2 separate regions of the Homo sapiens genome follow, and region 1 is linked to region 2. The links are chromatin contacts, found by Hi-C or POLR2A ChIA-PET in ENCODE. All regions are on one chromosome and are shown on one strand. The core of a region is the stretch at or near the end of the contact, and the rest is flanking DNA. Distances in the headings are between cores, read along the strand shown.

Evidence for each region. A loop is a pair of places that touch in the nucleus more often than their neighbours do. ChIA-PET counts read pairs that join two places held with the same protein, here RNA polymerase II (POLR2A). Pooled maps may share reads with other maps.
Region 1: a loop to region 2 is called in a map of HepG2, with 39 times the contacts of the local background. The contact joins the promoter of TGFA here to the promoter of MXD1 in region 2. A Hi-C loop is called at or near these places in 2 of 168 maps with a recorded cell type or tissue (HepG2 and naive thymus-derived CD4-positive, alpha-beta T cell) and 8 of 50 pooled maps. POLR2A ChIA-PET finds 5 or more read pairs at or near these places in 1 of 52 experiments (MCF 10A).

What each region holds. Positions count from the first base shown.
Region 1 is chr2:70,552,379-70,555,125 of GRCh38, forward strand. TGFA (transforming growth factor alpha) reads right to left here and starts at 1,448. Exons shown (of 6, transcript NM_003236.4): 1 at 1,350-1,448. The coding sequence starts at 1,389. LOC124907824 (a long non-coding RNA gene) reads left to right here and starts at 330. Exons shown (of 2, transcript XR_007086906.1): 1 at 330-1,014. RefSeq lists a silencer at 1,509-1,578.
Region 2 is chr2:69,913,797-69,916,612 of GRCh38, forward strand. It overlaps MXD1 (MAX dimerization protein 1), which reads left to right and starts at 1,313. Exons shown (of 6, transcript NM_002357.4): 1 at 1,313-1,607; 2 at 2,325-2,424. The coding sequence starts at 1,535. RefSeq lists enhancers at 477-526, 539-1,144, 627-736, 837-1,036 and a silencer at 1,687-1,916.

The sequences.
Region 1 (2,747 bases), core at 198-2,697, 640 kb after region 2:
GGATAATTATATCCAGGAAGCTTCCCTTGTATTGGTAATGTTTTATTGCTTTTTCTAAAATTTAAATCAGAGCAACAGTCAATACATGCACACAAAAAAGGCAATTCTTCAAAAATGTGGGGGAAAAGCCTCCCATACCCATGTTACCTGCTGGTGAGTTTCAGGTAAGGGTGTAGCTGGGAGCATCCGGTTCCAAGACTGCCTTGTATTTCTCTTACAGGATGCCTCCCCTTCTGCTGCGGTTTTTAATCAGCGTTTCTAGGGCAGGCTTGCAGGCGGGGCCGCGAACCCCCTGTAGTTGTACACGGAGCTGGGTGAGGCTGCGGCTCTGGGCATTTCTGGGGAGGAGTTCCATGGCTTTCCACAGACTCTAACCACCCTGCAGCGAGCCGCATGCTATACGGGTTAAACTCGGGGCATATCGAACGAACAATTCACTTCACGGAAGACTAGCAATAACCAGGACACCTGCGCTATTGATCAGCTATCTCAACACCAGAGAGACCCACCAGCACAAGGGGCAAGAATTGGCCAGGAGGCGCGCGGCGCTGCGCCCTCACCGCGTCCAGACAGACCCTTGAACTTCACCGCCAAAAAACGCACCGCTCCGCAGACCCGACCCGGGAGAGGGGTTTAACTTCCCCTCACCTTTCCCATCCCTCCTTCATTTCCAAGGACATACTCAAAGGAAACTGGCAACACTCGGTCTAGGGTTTCGCTCCTGCCCTCGGCGGACACCGAAACCACTTCTCCCAGGGAAGTTAATTAAAGGAACCATTAATCCGCCCAAAAATCCAAAACCTACCCCCAAAGCTCAAGAGCTCTGAAAAGAGATCGAGGGCGCCTCTGCCGATCTTGAACATCTCTGCTCGTCGCTGGGGCTTAGAGGTGGGCAGGGGGTGCCAAAGGGGCGCAGGCAAGACCCGGCCAGAGGGTTAGACGCCGGCCCCCGTTCCGAGGCGGCCCAGTCTACACGCCAGCGACGCCGGCTGAGCCGGGCTTGGAGGCAGCCAGGTAAGCAGGTAGGTGTAGGCATGTGTCTGAGCAGACACACAGCTGCGGCGGATTAAAGTTCAAGCCCGTTCACACTCCGCTTCCCCTTCCCAGGTGTTCTCACGCACGGCCCAGGCAGCCACTTTCCCGGGGAAGCCTCGGCGCTCGACCGGACAGTCCCCTCTTTGTCATTCTTAATGACTCCCCTTGCCTCCCAGGCGCCAACCCATTGAGACTACTCGCTTCTCTCCACTCTCCCAGGCGGGCGCAGAAACCCCCGGAAAGGGGAACTCGGCGGGGACCGGGGGAAGCAGGGTGTCGCGCGGCGCAGGGGGCGCCGCAGCCGGCGTACGTACCCAGAGCGAACAGGGCGAGCTGTCCAGCCGAGGGGACCATTTTACGGGCGGGCGGGCAGCAGGCTCTCCAGCCTCCTGCCCTACCTGCGGTGCCCGAGTGGCGGAGCGGCGCCGCGGTGCGGGGGAAAAAGACGCAGACTAGGCAGGGCCTGCCCCCGGCGCGGGAGGGCGGAGGGAGGACCGAGCGCCTCTCTGCTGGCACTCGCCCCGCAGCGCTGCCCGCCGGGCGGAAATAGGAAGGCGGCTACCGTCACCTCCTCGCCACTCGGCGACCGGGGCACAGCTGACCCCCCCCTCCCGCCCCGATGGGGGTGCCCCCCTGAGGGCACAGAGGGTGGGGGTTTGGGGTAAGGGGCGGGGACGCTGAGCGCACCGAGCAGGGCGCGGGCTGCTGGGCGGGGCGACCTGGGATCCCAGAGCCTGGCGGCGCGAGCCGGGCACCCGGGCCGACGAAAAGGCAGGAAGCGCCTGACTTCAGACACCACCCCCGACTGCCAGCGCCGTGCGGCAGCGGACTCCAGCGTGCGGGGTCGGCGCCGGCCGCGTAGCCGGATTGTCCTGGGCCGCAGTGGCGGCTTCCAGGCTCTAGGCGGCGGAGCGGAGCCGCCCGGGCACCCGTTACCTACACCGAGGGGCCGCTCCTGGGGCATCTCTGGGGCGGGGAAGGCTGGAGGCTGGGGACGCAGCCAGGAAAGGGACCTGTGAGTTTCGCCGGCCGCTTGCCAAGACTTGGCTCAAGGAAAGTGGTCCCCTGAATCAATGAAGAATTTGTTAAACCAGGTTTCCCACCTGTGCCACAGTTCCCATCAATTCTGGCAACGCCTGCCGCCTTACCTCCCAGGCAGGCCACATCGTTAAGATCAGTCTTCGTACTTCTGGCCTGGGACTGATAAAAAATGGGTCTCTGTGACGAATCTGGTTATATGGCACCACCAGCTGAGGCCAAAAGCCTGCTAGCCTGCCACCAAGTGTACCCCGAAAGAGGGGTGTGTGGGCCCGAGTCACCTGGGTGGTCCTTTCAGGATTTGTGGCTCTGAGGTGGCCCCTGGTGCTGGAATTTGGGGAGGTGGAGGGGATAGAGGGAAGACATTCTGGGCGAAGAGTGGAAGATCCATAGGTTCCTCGGTGACCCTCATGGGGACAGTACACCCGGGAGATTCATGTTCTCCAGGTACCCGGAGCTCACGGACTGACCCTCTTCTCCTGCCTCCTCTGGCCTACGTGCTCCGGGTAGATCCACTTTCCTTGAAGGTGGGGGTGGGGGCTGTTGGGCCTGGGGAATCTTTTGCTGTTTACTTGGGGAGGCTCAGGCTCTCACGGTTGACCTCTGCCCAGTTTGTTTCATGTAAGTAGAGCAACCTAGTTTCAAGAAGGAAGCACCAGGCCATTGGTCTCAAC
Region 2 (2,816 bases), core at 63-2,562:
ATACAAAAATTAGCCGGGCGTGGTGGTGGGCACCTGTAATCCCAGCTACTCAGAAGGTTGAGGCAGGAGAATCGCTTGAACCCGGGAGAAGGAGGTTGCAGTGAGCCGAGATCGCGCCATTGCACTCCAGCCTGGGCGACAAGAGCAAAACTCCCTTTCAAAACAAACAAACAAAAACAATAATCTTGTGAGTGTTTTCATCTAGAATTAAAAGGGAGGGGAAAACCCCAAAAGAGATTTAAGCAAAGAATCTTAGGGTTTAATGCCATTCTGTAGGTTCAGGAAGTCTCTGAGCTTTAAAAAGCCGCTCGCGTGAAAGTAATTAATTATTCCATCACTTCCCGGGGGTGGAGGGGGGTGCGGAAAAGGCGCATGAGCTCAATGCTGTATACTGCAGCCCGATTCCAGCTCTTTCTTGAGGGCAGAAAAAACGCCGAGCGGCGAGCATTTAACAACGGCCGGCTTTTCTTCTCAAGCCCCGCAGCAGCCACGTGGCGCCTGCCCTAGCTCCCGGCTCACCGGCCACTAGCCTGCACCGCTCTTCGGGAGGATTCGAGGCTGGGCCCTCGCCAGCCCGAGTTCCGCGAAGCCCAGAACCTCCAGGGCCGCGGCCACCAGACCGAGGGCTCCGGCCCCGAACCCAAGCGGGGCAGAGCGCCCAGGCGACACGAGGTGCCAGCCTTCCATTCGATGGACGCCTGGCAGGTCCCCGGAAGTTTTCCCCGGGGACAGGTCTTGGCAACAGGTCCGAGGCAAGGCCGGGTGGAGCAGAGCTCCGCAGCGGCTGGTGAATCAGCGCCGCCCAGCGCCGGACCGGCCCTCCCAGCCAATGCCAGACCCGGTGAGGAGCAGCCAGGCTGCTGACCATCAGCCACTTAGGGCTCGCCTGGCCTGGAGAAAGGTGACATCATCGTAGCTGGGAGGTTTCCGAAGGCTTCACCAATGGGAGACCGGCGAGGTGCTTGCCTTCTGCAGCTCTTGGCCAATACTAACAAAGCAAAAGGGGGCCCGGGTTGTTGGTATAGAACCAATGGGAAACAAGGAAGGAGCACGAGGCGGAGTTGCGAATCCTGTCACCAGTTGGAAAGAGGGGGTGGAGCCCGGGCCTTGTCAAGTGTGACCAACCAGCGAGAGGAGCGGACTTTGCGGGGTGGAGCCCTGAAGCCCTCTCCCAATCGCACAAGTGTAGGGGCGGGGCATTCTTTGGGGGGCCCAATGAGGAACGCGGCCGAAGCTGGCCTGTCAAGAGAAGGGGCTGGGGGCGGGGAGATGGTGAGTCGGGGATAAACACTCCGCGGCGGTGGCGGCTGCTGCTCTGCTCCGGGTTCTGTCACTGTGTCGGCGGTGCCCAGCTCACTGGCCCCCTCCCTCTCTTGTCGAGCGTGGTTGCCAGAGAGGCTCCCTCAGCCCTGCTCCGCGGGGTCCACAGCGGGCTCCACAGCGGGCTCCATAGCGGGCTCCACAGCGGTCCGGCGGCGGCAGCGAGCCCGTGGGCAGTGGGGGTTGGTCCCGTGGCTCCGGCCCCCGGTGCAGAATGGCGGCGGCGGTTCGGATGAACATCCAGATGCTGCTGGAGGCGGCCGACTATCTGGAGCGGCGGGAGAGAGGTGCACGGGGACGGGGAGGGGTCCACTCGAAACGAGGCCGGGGGTCCTGTGGGGCCGGCCTCAGGTCCGGGCGCCCAGCCGCTCCGGGGGTGGTTGGAGGCGGGGAGACCGCGAGCGCTCCCAACCCCTCTGGCTCTCCCCACGCGCGGTCCGAAGGGAAGCCGCCGCTGCCCCAAAGCAATGAATGGGGTGGAGAAGGGGCTGCCGCCCGCCGGGGTCCCGAACGCCGCCCCTTCCCCAGCCCTTCACGAGTGGGTGGCCGGGGCCCCCTCCGATAGCCTCCCTGGTTTACCTCACCCGGGCTGGTCCCGGCCGGCCCCCAGGTGGGCCCGGCGCCCCAGTCTCCTGGGCAGAGGAGCAGCGCCTCCCGGTCCCCGGCTCACGGTGCTTGCCCCGCACCTTCGCCTGAGCTGGTTCCACTTAACCCGCACCAACCTGCTGGATGTAGCCAGTGGGAAACCCAGGCTGCGTGAGCCTAGCCACTACTGTGTCTTTCTCAACAATGAGCAGCTGGAATCCTCCTTACACCTGCTCCGAATTGACGATATTCACACAATTTTTTTTTAAATCATTGTTCTCAGAATTCCACCTTACTCCATTTAATTATTTCCACAATATTCTTTTAAAGATAAATAAAGGAAAAAGGAAATACTGTAGAGAGGAGAGAGCATTAAATATTCTGGGCCCATTCATTAACTGGATCCTCCTGTTTTCTAGAAGCTGAACATGGTTATGCCTCCATGTTACCATACAATAACAAGGACAGAGATGCCTTAAAACGGAGGAACAAATCCAAAAAGAATAACAGCAGTAGCAGGTAATTTGGTAAATACTTCTTTCTGTCTTTTAGATTATATTGTAGGTGACACAAACTGCTGAATGTAAGTTTTCTGTTGTGATTATAACCCTATAAAATTACATTGTGGCCGTCATGATTCAGTAATGTACACATGGACTTAAGCCATTGCAGGAAGCTGTTTCTGTTTGGGTTGAGGGAACTGAAAAGAAAAATAGAAATGTTTTACATTTCTTTATGAACTTTATTCAAAATTTAATTTCACTTTTCTTCCCTTTTGGAACAAAAAAATCTGTGGAAGCTTCAAGTGAGATTAGCAATGGTGACAGTATTTTCCCTTCAGAAGTTGCAGATTCAGGGCAAGTTTTCTATAAGTCAAAATGCTGGACATTATCCATTTCTTTTACTTTTCA